Regions from separate parts of the Homo sapiens genome. Here all the other regions are linked to region 1. Evidence: chromatin loops called from intact Hi-C (ENCODE). Cell type or tissue: B cell. All regions are shown on one strand.

The links. Peaks named below come from ENCODE experiments on the same cell type or tissue, not always from the same donor. Only the 100,000 strongest peaks of a DNase experiment are listed, where the experiment ranks them.
Region 2: it touches region 1 in a loop (16-fold over the local background); 2 of 110 quality-filtered maps call a loop at or near these places.
Region 3: a loop joins it to region 1, with 6 times the contacts of the local background. A loop is called at or near these places in 16 of 110 quality-filtered maps.

The regions. Positions count from the first base shown.
Region 1 is chr5:43,395,465-43,399,464 of GRCh38, reverse strand. The region is part of intron 1 of CCL28 (C-C motif chemokine ligand 28); the gene reads left to right. Among named protein-coding and RNA genes, the nearest start is that of CCL28, 15 kb to the left of the region's middle. RefSeq lists silencers at 2,147-2,236, 2,287-2,346. In B cell, no CTCF peak of the experiment used is centred here; a DNase peak (open chromatin) is centred at 2,404; H3K4me3 peaks cover 1,498 bases; H3K27ac peaks cover 1,589 bases.
Region 2 is chr5:42,947,344-42,951,343 of GRCh38, reverse strand. LOC105374745 (a long non-coding RNA gene) reads right to left here and starts at 455. Exons shown (of 3, transcript XR_925964.3): 1 at 1-455. RefSeq lists enhancers at 1-62, 441-585, 63-585, 562-621, 383-677 and 1 more, a silencer at 172-271 and a cis regulatory region at 508-518. In B cell, CTCF peaks have their summits at 1,696 and 1,895; DNase peaks (open chromatin) are centred at 393, 1,483 and 1,883; H3K4me3 peaks cover 2,465 bases; H3K27ac peaks cover 2,683 bases.
Region 3 is chr5:43,119,008-43,123,007 of GRCh38, reverse strand. It overlaps ZNF131 (zinc finger protein 131), which reads right to left and starts at 2,094. Exons shown (of 7, transcript NM_001330707.2): 1 at 1,885-2,094; 2 at 831-969. The coding sequence starts at 954. RefSeq lists enhancers at 439-1,006, 1,007-1,575, 2,373-2,432 and silencers at 1,153-1,412, 1,843-2,192. In B cell, no CTCF peak of the experiment used is centred here; DNase peaks (open chromatin) are centred at 1,557 and 1,937; H3K4me3 peaks cover 2,509 bases; H3K27ac peaks cover 2,322 bases.

The sequences.
Region 1 (4,000 bases):
AAAGACAGTCATATAGACTCTTAATGTCATACATGGTAAAGACTAAGATATAGGAAAGCACAAGGTACTGTGGGACCTCAGATTCAAATGGGGAAATGACAAAATTGGAAGAAAGTAGACAACTGAGAGGTTCAGCAGTCCAGAAGTCAATTAATAAGGTCCTGAACTAAGAGTGGTAACAAGGAGAAAGAGGAGACAGATCTGAAAAGTGTTAAGGAAAATACAATCTACAGGAGTTTGACTGGCCATGGGAGTGCAGAAGATGGAATTACACTTGGATAACAGTACAAAGTGATTAAACGAGATGAGAAAAGGAAAACAGTAGATTTAAAGTGGCAGGAGATGATGTCTTCAGTTGCGGCTCTGTTGAGTTTGGGGTGCCTGTGGGATATCCAAGTGCATATTCAATGGCAGGTGGATACACATCAGAATATTTGGGTAGAGCTAAAAAAACACATTTTGAAGTTACTGACATAGTAAAAATTTTAAACATGAGATGTGGAAAGAAAAGAGCAGTAGGTTAGGGATGGCACTTTCAGAATGCTAACTATTGAGGAGAGGGCAAAGGAGGACGCATTCAAGAGGCAGAGAAAGTAATTTCTCTTCTTTTTTTTTGAGATGGAGTCCCTCTCTGTCGCCCAGGCTGGAGTGCAGTGGCACAATCTCGGCTCACTGCAACCTCCACCTCCCGGGTTCAAGCAATTCTCTGTCTCAGCCTCCTGAGTAACTGGAATTACTGGCGTCTGCCACCATGCCCGGCTAATTTTTTTGTATTTTTAGTAGAGATGGGGTTTCACCATCTTGGCCAGGCTGGTCTTGAACTTCTGACCTCGTGATCCTCCTGCCTTGGCCTCCCAAAGTGCTGGGATTACAGGCATGAGCCACTGTGCCCAGCTGTAATTTCTCATTATTCAGAATATTAGAAGAGACTAGTAACTAGGAATATGGAAATTTTCAAGGAAGGAATGGGTAAGTGTTAAATACAGCAGAGAGGTCCAATGAGACAATGTTAGAAAAATGTCTGCTCTGCCTGGGCACAAAGTGAGGTCCCATCTCTACAAAAAAATAAAGAAATTAGGTAGGCATGGTGGTGTGCACCGGTGGTCCCAGCAACACGGGAGGCTGAGGCAAGAGGATCACTTGACGCCAGGAGGTGAAGGCTGCAGTTAGCTGTGTTTGTACTACTGCACTCCAGCACTCCAGCTTGGGTGACAGAGCAAGATCTTATCTAAGGAAAAAAAGAAAAAAAAGTCTGCTAATTGCTAATTGTAGGCGCCCTGAGGGCAGGTACTATGACTTATTAATTCTTATATACTCGGTGTCTGTTACAAAGACTGATACAATGCAGGCAGCACCCTATAAATGCTTCTAGAATTTTACTGATGTGACAATCACTTGAATTAGTAAAATAACACACTTCTACGATTCAAAAAGAAACATGTCGGTACTAGATATTGTAGACATTTTTCCCAAGGGAGCTTTTTCTTGACCCAACTCTGCCTAAATTTTTAGTAGAAAAATATTAATAAAGGAAATACAGAAAATACCTTTCCAACAGAAAGAATAAAAAGCAAAGAAAAAGGATTTAAAAACGCAAAAAAAAGAGAGAATAAATGAATACAAACCAAAAGATTAGTGTAGCAATGTCAATAACAGAAAAATATGATTTAAGCAAAAAGTTATAGTAGAAATAGAGGAATCTTAACCGAAAGATAAAAAAGTTCACTTCACAGAAAAGCTATCTCTAGGGCCCAGACTCCTGTGAGGCAAGAGAGATGATCGAGGCGTGAAAATGCAGTCAGATTTTGTTTTTATTTAAAATTGCAGCATTTTACTAATCATAGACTTTTTTGCATTAATTTTTATTTTTAAAAATATTGCATCCAAATATTGCTTATCTTCATTACGGAGTTCTTTTGGCGGTCCCTTAAATTCTGCACCTGAGGCTCGTGCCTCATTTTAATTCTGGCTGTGGACCAGGAGGGTACTTGGGCGTCTGAAAACATAACCCCAAGTGTTGTATCACATAAGTAGACAGAAATGCAAGAAAAAAAAAAACTGGCATAATCCCAATAACAGTGGGAGATTTTAACATACCCGCATCAAAAGCTGGCCGATCAATTAAAAAAAAAAAAACTAGTAAGGGTTAGGGAATGCGTGCACAATACAACGTTTTCTCCTGCAGCTCTGTGAAGGGCAGCCCGCGGTAGGCTAGGCCTGGTCCTGGGCGCCCCAGCCGGCTCCCCCGGGTCCAGGCGTGCGCCTGCGGGCGACGTGCGCGTCTGGGCATCCGGCCGTCACGCGCTGCCTGGGACTCCACCCTACCTACCCTTCGCGTAGTACTTGTTATACTTTGGCAGCTTCTTCACGTCGGTCCTCTCCGCGCGCGGGTAGGAACCGTCCACGGCCTTAAAGAAGCCTCCTCACCAGGTCAGTGGCGCCAAGCAGGTTGCGTACGCGCAGAGGCGGGAAGGGCGGCTGGACGTCGCCCAGGTAAACGACGTCCCGCGCCACCCCTTTCTTGTTGCTGTCGCTCTGCACTTCCCGCGCTCTTCCTTGCTCTCTGCTTCGGCTACCGCCCGCTGTTTTCCACTTCAGTCTCTCCTGGTCCACGGCAGCCACGACTACAGATACCAGTAGCGCGACAGCCTCAAAGCGCCATAACGTCGTGCTTTTCTTTTTTCGTTCTTTCTTTCTTTCTTTCTTTTTTTCTCGTGCTTTGTTTCCTCTGATTTTCCTTTTCCGGGTTTTTAGTTGAACACACGTTTTTTTCGTGTATGTGTTTTAAATAAATGCATTTAGGGCTAAATTTAACTGTACCCCACCCATTATAATAAATAGTACTTTTACGATTTTCCAGAATAAGATTTTGTGGTTTCCTCTTTAACCCATGAGTTGAATGCTTTGTTTCTAAGCTTAGAGCCAAACATTTATTTATTATTAGAGACAAGGTCTCTGTCGCCCAGGCTGCAATGCAATTGTCAGAGGCGAGTGAACCAGAGCAACTCCCATCTTAAAATAGGAGCTAGGTAAAATGAGGCTGAAACCTACTAAGCTGCATTCCCATCTAAGTCACAGGATGACATAGGTCAGCACAAAATACAGGTCATAAAAGACCTTGCTAATAAAACAGGTTGCAGTGAAGAAGCCGGCTAAATCCTACCAAAACCAAAATGGCCACAAGGGTAACCTCTGGTCGCCCTCACTACTACACTCCCATCAGCGCCATGACAGTTTACAAATGCCATGGCAACGTCAGAAAGTTACCCGATTTGGTCTCAAAAGGGGAGGCATGGGCTGGACGCAGTGGTTCACGCCTGTAATCCCAGCACTTTGGGAGGCAGAGGCGGGCGGATCACGAGGTCAGGAGATCGAGACCATCCTGGCTAACACGGTGAAACCCCGTCTCTACTAAAAATACAAAAATTAGCCGGGTGTGGTGGCGGGCGTCTGTAGTACCAGCTACTGGGGAGGCTGAGGCAGGAGAATGGCGTGAACCTGGGAGGCGGAGCTTGCAGTGAGCAGAGATCTCGCCACTGCACTCCAGTCTGGGCAACAGAGCGATACAGAGCGATACTCCGTCTCAAAAAAAAAAAAAAAAAAAAAAAAGGCGGGGGGTAAGGCATGAATAGTCCACTCCTTGTTTAGCATATCATCAAGAAATAACCATAAAAATGGGCAACCAGCCACCCTCAGGGCTGCTCTATGAAGTAGCCATTCTTTTATTCCTTTGCTTTCTTAATAAACTTGCTTTCACTTTGCACTGCGGACTGGCCCTAAATTCTTTCTTGCACGAGATCCAAGAACTCTCTCTTGGCGTCTGGATGGGGACCCCTTTCCTGTAACGCAATGGCAGGATCAAAGCCTCCAACTCCTGGGTTCAAGTGATCCCCCTGCCTTAGCCTCCCAAGTAGGTGGGCCACAACGCCTGGCTAATCTTTTAAATTTTTTGTAGAGACAGGGTCTCACTATGTTGCCCAGGCTGGTCCTGAACTCCTGG
Region 2 (4,000 bases), 450 kb after region 1:
TTTCGCCAGCCGAGGTCTCTCGGTCGCGGCACCGCTCGTTGGTCTGCGCCTCCATTTTCTCAGTGGCCGCAGCACCCAGGTTGCAGATGTGAGGGATTCGGTGTCGCAGCTGCCCCAGTTGCGCCCAGTTGCGCCTGGAGTTACCGGGCGGCGGCGGCGCTGGGCTGGGGGAGCCAGCCGCTCCTCGGGGCCGGTGGCAGGGGAGCTGCCGGGGCGCCTTCTCTTCCCAGCGCCGCCGCACGGACTGCGGCTCGGCCTCCAGAACCCAGTCCGGTGGCTGCGCTGCTGGGGTTTCTGTGACAGGACCCCACGGTTTCGGGCGTCGTTGGCTTCTTGGTCCTAGGAAGTTTCTATTTCGCGGTGCCTGCGATTTCTACCCCTTGTTCAAGTCGTGGAATAGTCACAATGTGATTTCTCAGCCCAATCAAGTTCCGACTTAGGACAAACACCGGTCTGGCCCTGGCTGCGATTTCTAGGTAGTAGGAAGTTACTGTTTCATCGTAACGAGGCTGAGTCACCCTGTGACTCACATCTCAGCAATTCCGGGTTTCCTGTAGCCTCGGAATTCTAATCCTAACAACCCCGGGTTAGCCCTGCCTCAAGTTCCTTAGTCATTGCAAGTTTCTTACTAGTAAGCTCTGCTTTAGCTGCTCAGGAGACGTTTAACTCCTGTAGAAATCTGGGTACCAGCGAATGCGGTTTTTTTTTTTTTTTTTGCTTAGCGATGACCAGTTTAGCAGGGCCTGGGAGCTCTTATACTAAGTTTGGTTTCACAATAGCGGGTCCCGCCTTAGCTAGGCCTGTGTTTTTTAAACTCCCCTGGAAGTCAGGAAATGCAGGCAAACGGGATTTTTCAGTTTTGCCAAGCCCCAGTTGACAATAGCAAGTCCCGCCGAAAGCGACTTTTTTTCCTACCATTTTATAGTCTAAGCTAAACAGGTTTAACCATGACTGTTATTTATTTATTTATTTAATTTGGTAGGAAATTTAGACTTAGGTGTAACATGTACTGGTTTAGATCGGATAGGGATATCCTAATCGTAGGATTGCATTACAAACATTTGTAATTTCTTCTTTGTAGGAATGGTTGTCAGCAATTTTTGCTTATTTTTTAATTGTCTTTTTGTGTCTTGCTCTGAGAACGACATTACCGATGTGCTTGCCTTTCATTTCTACTTGCATTTTAGGCTTCTATTATTTTTAAATTGTATTTCTATTTAAATGTTATGTATTTTTTTCTACTGATTTTAAATGTCTCAGCTTCGTGCTCCTTGACTTGCATGCTCAGGACGCGGGGAGCCGATCTCGGTCTCAGACTTGCTGCTGCCAGGTCCCGGGTTCTGTCTGGCGACTCCGCTTCTTATGCGGAGCTGTCGGTTTTGCGTCAGCACTTTTGCCAGTAGCGCCCACTGGGCGTTTTCTCAATTGGTGCACAATTCTTAGCGCCCAACAGGACGTTTCATGTTTTCGGGGCCCGTAAATTCTCTGTGCTGTCTCTTTCTGGGTCCTAGAAACGCTAATATCTCGTAGGAACTTCCTGAACCCCTTTTTACGGTGCAGACCGGTGACTGCACCCAGCCTCTGTGCTCTCTAGTAATTCCATAGCACCGTTAGCTGCGGCTTTTTCTCTCACAGCACATTACAACGGGTTAAAACACATTAAACGACTTAAAACACAATAAGATGCCACAACACATTTTTCTGTCACAACACATTTAAACACAGTCAGTTCATTTCTCCAGACAGGACTCCTATCTAAGAGCCCGCAGTTTCTTTCTAGCAGCACCATTTATGGCACCTAAATGGACATTTGTTTGGCAACACCAGGGCAATCCGCTGGGTGTCTGCTCTTGCTGAGTCCCAGCGCAGCCAGATTATTGTTAGCGAGGTCCTTAGTAGTGCCGAGCCCTAGCGGACAGTTTCCTGGTGGCAGCAATGCTCATTTCCCGGACACAGGTGGTTCTTGGCCTCTGAAGCTCTCTTTAATCCCTGCGTTCTGTAGGGCTACTTCTCTATACGGTCTGCTTAGTGTCAGTTTCATTTCGTTTTCTTTTCTCGCTGTTTTTCCGTCGGAATTACGGTTTGTTTTGGTTCTATGTACTTTCTAAAATTTTATCGTTTTTCATTTGTGTACTAATTTTAGTGCATTTATTACTATTGAGTTTCATATTTGGCTTGCCTCCGCCCACGAGCTCCGGAGACATAAATACCCAGGCTGATGCTGAAGTGTATTATAGTAAGGTTAAATTTCCTGCAATTGATAACTGTACTGTGCTACTGTGTAAGCTTATGTAAGACAATATCCCTGTTCTTAGGAAATGCACACTAAATATTAAAGTTTACTGGCCATAAGTTGTACAGTGTTTTTACAATTAAAAAAAATTTTTGCTCTGTCGCCCAGGCGGGTGCAGTGGTGTGATCTCGGCTCCCTGCAACCTCTGCCTCCTGAGTTCAAGCAATTCTTCTACCTCAGCCTCCCAAGTAGCTGGGATTACAGGTGCATGCCACCAAACCCGGCTAATTTTTGTATTTTTGGTAGAGATGGAGTTTCACTATGTTGATTATGCTGGTATCGAACTCCTGACCTCTGGTGGTCCACTCGCCTCGGCCTCCCAAAGGGCTGGGATTACAGGTGGGAGCCACCGTGGTGGCCCCAAATTCTTTAAAGAGAGGAGGGGAGGGAATATGGATAAAAGGTAGGCTGCAGCCGGGTGCGGTGGCTTGCGCCTGTAATCCCAGCACTTTGGGAGGCAGAGGCGGGAGGATCACCTGAGGTTGGGAGTTCGAGACCAGCCTGGCCAGCATGGTGAAACCCCATCTCTACTAAAAATACAAAACTTAGCTGGGCGTGGTGGCTCAAGCCTGCAGTCACAACTACTCACGAAGCTGAGGTAGGAGAATCACTTGAACCCGGGAGGTGGTGGTTGCAGTGAGCCGAGATTGCACCATTGCACTCCAGCGAGACTCTGTCTCAAAAAAAAAAAAAAAAAAAAAAAAGCTGGATTTCTGTGGTTCCTTCTTGCATTTTTTCTTGTAAATTTTAAATCATTTTAAATAAAAGGTTAAAAATGTAACATAAGGACTGTATATTTATTATCTCCAATTTTCACATCCCAGTGAATCCTGTATAATGAATCTTTCATTCCACAATTTCATTTTCCTATTCCCACAAATGTCAACCTCTCTTCAGCATTTTGTATAGCAAATGTATTTCTTCAGCTTCCATGACAAGTCACTGCCCTTTTCTTTTGCTTCAGCAGACACTCAATCTGTTTGCTCTGGCACATCAACTTTCTTTGTCCAAACTCTGAACTGCCCCAGGATGAAATATTTTGCTTTGCTAAATATTTTGGAATAATTTTATACTTGCCAGTGGAATCTGTATTATCAATGTTGGTGCATAAAATGAATGCACAAAAAGGGGTAGTTGAGAAGTGTTTAATAAAGTAACTGACTACTTACAATGAGCATTTGTGGACAGGTAAAAGGAAACAAACAAGAGGTAGGGAGCACTCCAGACTTTCACCAGAAGAAAGCATTACCATTCCTAGCTAAGTAGGGGCAAGAGAATGAGTGGTGTTAGAGAAAGCAAGCAAGTGCTGGAAGGGCCACTCCACAGTATTTTTGGCCTTTTTTTTCCCTTTTATTTTTCTGAGACCGGGTCTCACTCTGTCACCCAGGCTGGAGTGCAGTGGTACAACTATAGCTTATTGCAGCCTCCGCCATCTCAGCTCATGCAGTCCTCCTTCCTCAGCCTCCCAAGTAGCTGTGGCTACAGGTACATAGCACCATGCCTGGCTTATTTATTTATTTACTTATTTATTTATGTTTATTTATTTTTTTATGAGATGGAGTTTTGCTCTTGTTGCCCAGGCAATGGTGCAGTCTTGGCTCACTGCAACCTCCACCTCCCAGGTTCAAGTGATTCTCCTGCCTCAGTCTCTCGAGTAGCTGGGATTGCAGGTGTCCACCACCACACCCTGCTAATTTTTGTATTTTT
Region 3 (4,000 bases), 280 kb after region 1:
TTCACTTCAAACCCCTTTAGTTTTATAAAGCCTAATTTACAACACTAGGTAAGGAGCCTCTTGACACTCTGTTGTTTCCAATTAAGTAGTGAGAAGCATATCCAACTCAGTTGAAACTGCTAAATAAAAGGACAACCCAAAAGGTCACATATCATTTGGAAAGAGAGAAAAAAACCGTAAGCACAAAGCTGGATATGTCTGCTATGAAAAACATTTTAATATGCCTAATATTTGGAAGCTCCATCTATGGTAGACCCATAATTTTAAAAACAGGTTACCTTGAGAAACCTATTTTCGCTAAACAGAAAACATACCCACGCTGGATTTCCTTCCATTATAGAGGCAACTCCTAAGGCTGGTAAAGACCCCATTTTATTTTGGAGATTCTCAAAGGGGGTATGAGTGCTGCAATGGAATCTCTCATTCTCCCTTCAAGACCATTTGGGAAACTAGAAAAAAAATCAACACTTCCCAAATGACTCCTGTAAGGGACTTCTCAAAGCTTACCAACAAGAGGCTATCAACCAAACATTTTGAGACAATCTGTCCCCAACGACATCATCTTGCACTCAACAGGATGTAAGAAGTTAAAATGAGATGAACACCAGACTACGTGGAAGGCATGACTGACCAACCAGCCTTCTGCAGCACGCTGTGTGAGTGGACACTGACAAGTGCAATCTGGTCCCAGTGCACACACTCTGCAGACTTTGGTAGGGAGACCATAGAGGATGGGTTAAAAAAAAAAAAAAAAAAAAAAAGGCGGGTGTCCGAAGGACAGAAAAAAACTGAAGCCAAAAATTCGCTCCTCTGCCCACTGCCCTACCCACCGTCGACAATTAGGGTGATGTCAGTAAACCGGTCCTGCTCTCGCTGTTCATTCAATCGGTCGAGGATCATTTTATGATGTTCAGGGAACTCCTGAAGGCATTCCATCGTCTCTTCAGCCTCCATGGCCGTCGGGCTGCTCTACAAAAGAAGAGCATGATAATGTACACCCATGAGCTCGAGCCGAGGAACAAAACCCCTAAAGCATAAAACAACAACAAAAAAAACCAGCAACGTGAAAAGAAGGGGGGAGGGTGAAGCAAGAGGAGAGAAAGGCGAGGGAAGAAAGGCGAGCCGAGCGGCCCCGGAGCGTTGAGACCGGAGCCGCGGCCGCGGGACTCCGAGCCTGACCTAATTGGAGTCGGGAGACGCGAGCTAGAGCGGGGTGGGCACAGCGCCGGAGGTTCCGAGCGCCAGGGCGCGCAAGTCCAACAAGGGAGGGGACTCGACAGCCGTGGCGGTCCTCTAACGGCCCGCCAAGCCCTTCTGCCCGGCCGGGGCTCCCACCGCCCCGGGACCCGGTCCGGCCCGCGACCCACAACGACTCTCGGGTCGCCTCTCCCTCCCCCGCCCTCCCTCTTCTCCCCCGCCCCGACCGGGCCGGCACTCACTGAGGGAAGGAGGAGCGGCCCAGGCTTGCGCGTCACTTACGTCGACGCACACCGTCACCGCGTCGAGCTCCGGCTGACGCGGACGCCTTCCGGGCGCCGACCAGCAAGGGAACGGGCCACGCCCCTACCCACACCCCTCAGTGGATGGGCGGGGCCGAGCGCGGGGATTTGGCGCTCACGAAGGGCGAGGGCTTGCTCTCTGAGAAGAAACCGGGCAGCGGTGGGCTTGGGCTACTGCAGAGCCTGGCAGGGCCAGAAGCTGGGAACCTAAGTCATTGCCCTTCAACCTCTCACCCTCCCCAGCTTGACTCCAGGGGCGGACACTTCCCGACCCGAGCCCGGAATGAACTCGCCAACCGTCCTCACAGCCCAGCTACTGCGCGGCCCCTCCCGCCCCGTCCTGCCCCGCCCCCTTCCTTCCGAGACCTGGGTTGGCCCGCCTTACCTAGCTCGTGGGTCGCCCTCCTTCCTCTCCGTCCCTCAGAGCCTCTTGTTCCGTGCTTTCCCCTCCCAGGGCATAATGCGCCCCACGCCTTTCCTGACCCCTAACCCGTGGGTCGCCCTCCATTTTCTTCGTGAGAGCCGGGGCTCCCCTTCTGCTCGGGCCCCGCTGGCGCACGTGCGTTCGGTTGGGCACCCGGGCGGCCGCGGCCCCGGCAGCGGCAGCTACGGGCGCGAGCACGTTCGGGCCGCCCGGAATCTTCCTCCGCGAAGCGCGCCCTCCCCGCGCCCTGCCGCAGCACGTGCTTGCTGGGCTCAGGACCTGGAGCTGCTCAGAATTATTTACACCGGATCCCGTTAGTGCAGGCCTTCCCCACTCCTTTAAAGAGTCCAGGCCGGCGCGGTGGCTCATGCCTGTAATCCCAACACTTTGAGAGGCCTGGGCGGGTGGAGCACATGAGGTCAGGAGTTCGAAACCAGCCTGGGCAACATGGCGAAACCCCGTCTCTACTAAAAATACAAAAATTAGCCGGGAATGGTGGTGGGCGCCTGTAATCCCAGCTATTCGGGAGGCTGAGGCAGGAGAATAGCTTGAAGCGGGGAGGTGGAGGTTGTAGTGAGCTGAGGTAGTGCCACTGCATTCCAGCCTGGGCGACAGAGCGAGACAACGTCTCAAAAAAAAAAAAAAGTCCAGTGACCCACAGTCAGCTGCATGTGACTGCTTCCTTAATTCCTCCAAAGAAATATTATATATAAATACATTTTGAGGATAATTCTATAATTGAGATTTACTTATTTTTTTCTCTCAAAGAACTTGAGAATTGGGATTACGGAGGAACTCAAATAGCTATATGGTAATAATGTCATCATAACTTCAACAGATATGTATTGAGAATCCTAGTACTAGACACTGAGAAGTCCAGCTGTGAACAAGGTATATGTGGTTTCTGCCTTTCTGAATCTTAAGTCTAGTAGACTGCATAGATATTTTGAACAGTAATTGCCTAGGTGCTTGCTGATGAGTTTTGCAACACCTGAAGAACGAAGTAACTGGGTGTCAAGGAAAGCCAGTTGACCTGTAAGAAGAGATGTGGGCGGGCGCGGTGGCTCACGCTTGTAATCCCAGCACTTTGGGAGGCCGAGTTGGGGAGGAGGAGTTCAGCCCAGGAGTTTGAGGCCAGCCTGGGCACATAGCGAGACCCCATCTGTATTAAAACAAAAAATGTTTTTAAGTGATGTGAAGTCTAAGTGTTCTTAGCCAAAAGTATAGCACATGCAAAGGCACCAAGATTATAGCATTCAGGAAACTGAAACAATGTTGCTGGATAGACGCACAAGGGTGCCTTATAAAAAGTGTTGAAGATGTCAGATTTTCTTTTTGCAAGGGGAAGCCTTGCCGCATGGTGACATCCTAAGATGTACTTTTTAAAGAGATAATTCTAGCCCCAATATGGAGAACAGATTAAATGGGACAAGCTGCTAGGAATAGAGATCAACTGGGAGACTGTTAGTAATGTAGATGAAACCATGGGGGAAAATGGAATTAGAGAGCTGGTCAGAATCTAGAGATAGGCTGGGCGCAGTGGTTCAGGCCTGTAATCCCATCACTTTGGGAGGCCCAGTCGGGGAGGATCGCTGGAACCCAGGTGTTCAAGACCAGCCTGGGTGACATGGTGAAACATCGTCTCTACAAAATACAAAAAAATTAGTGATGGTGTGCACCTATTGTTTCAGCTACTTGGAAGACTGGGGTGGGAGGATCACTTGAGCTCAGGGAGGTTGAGGCTGCAGTGAGCTAAGATGGTGCCACTTCACTCCAGCCTGGGCAACAGAGTGAGACCCTGTCTCAAAAAAAAAAAAAAAAATCTAGAGATAGAACCAACATTGGCTGTAAAGCATGCCATAGATACTAAATAAATATTGCTGGATATATTGGTGACAAGGGAGAAAGAATAGTCAAAGATGGCTCCTGGATTTCTGGCTTGAGCCAGTAGATTGTTGGCACCATCTACCAAAATAGGAAATACAACTGGCGGAGCTGGATGGGGAGAGAGGATGGAACCAGAGGTGTTATTATAAGGAGATAATGTTAGAGGCCCTTGGATATATGGGCCTACATA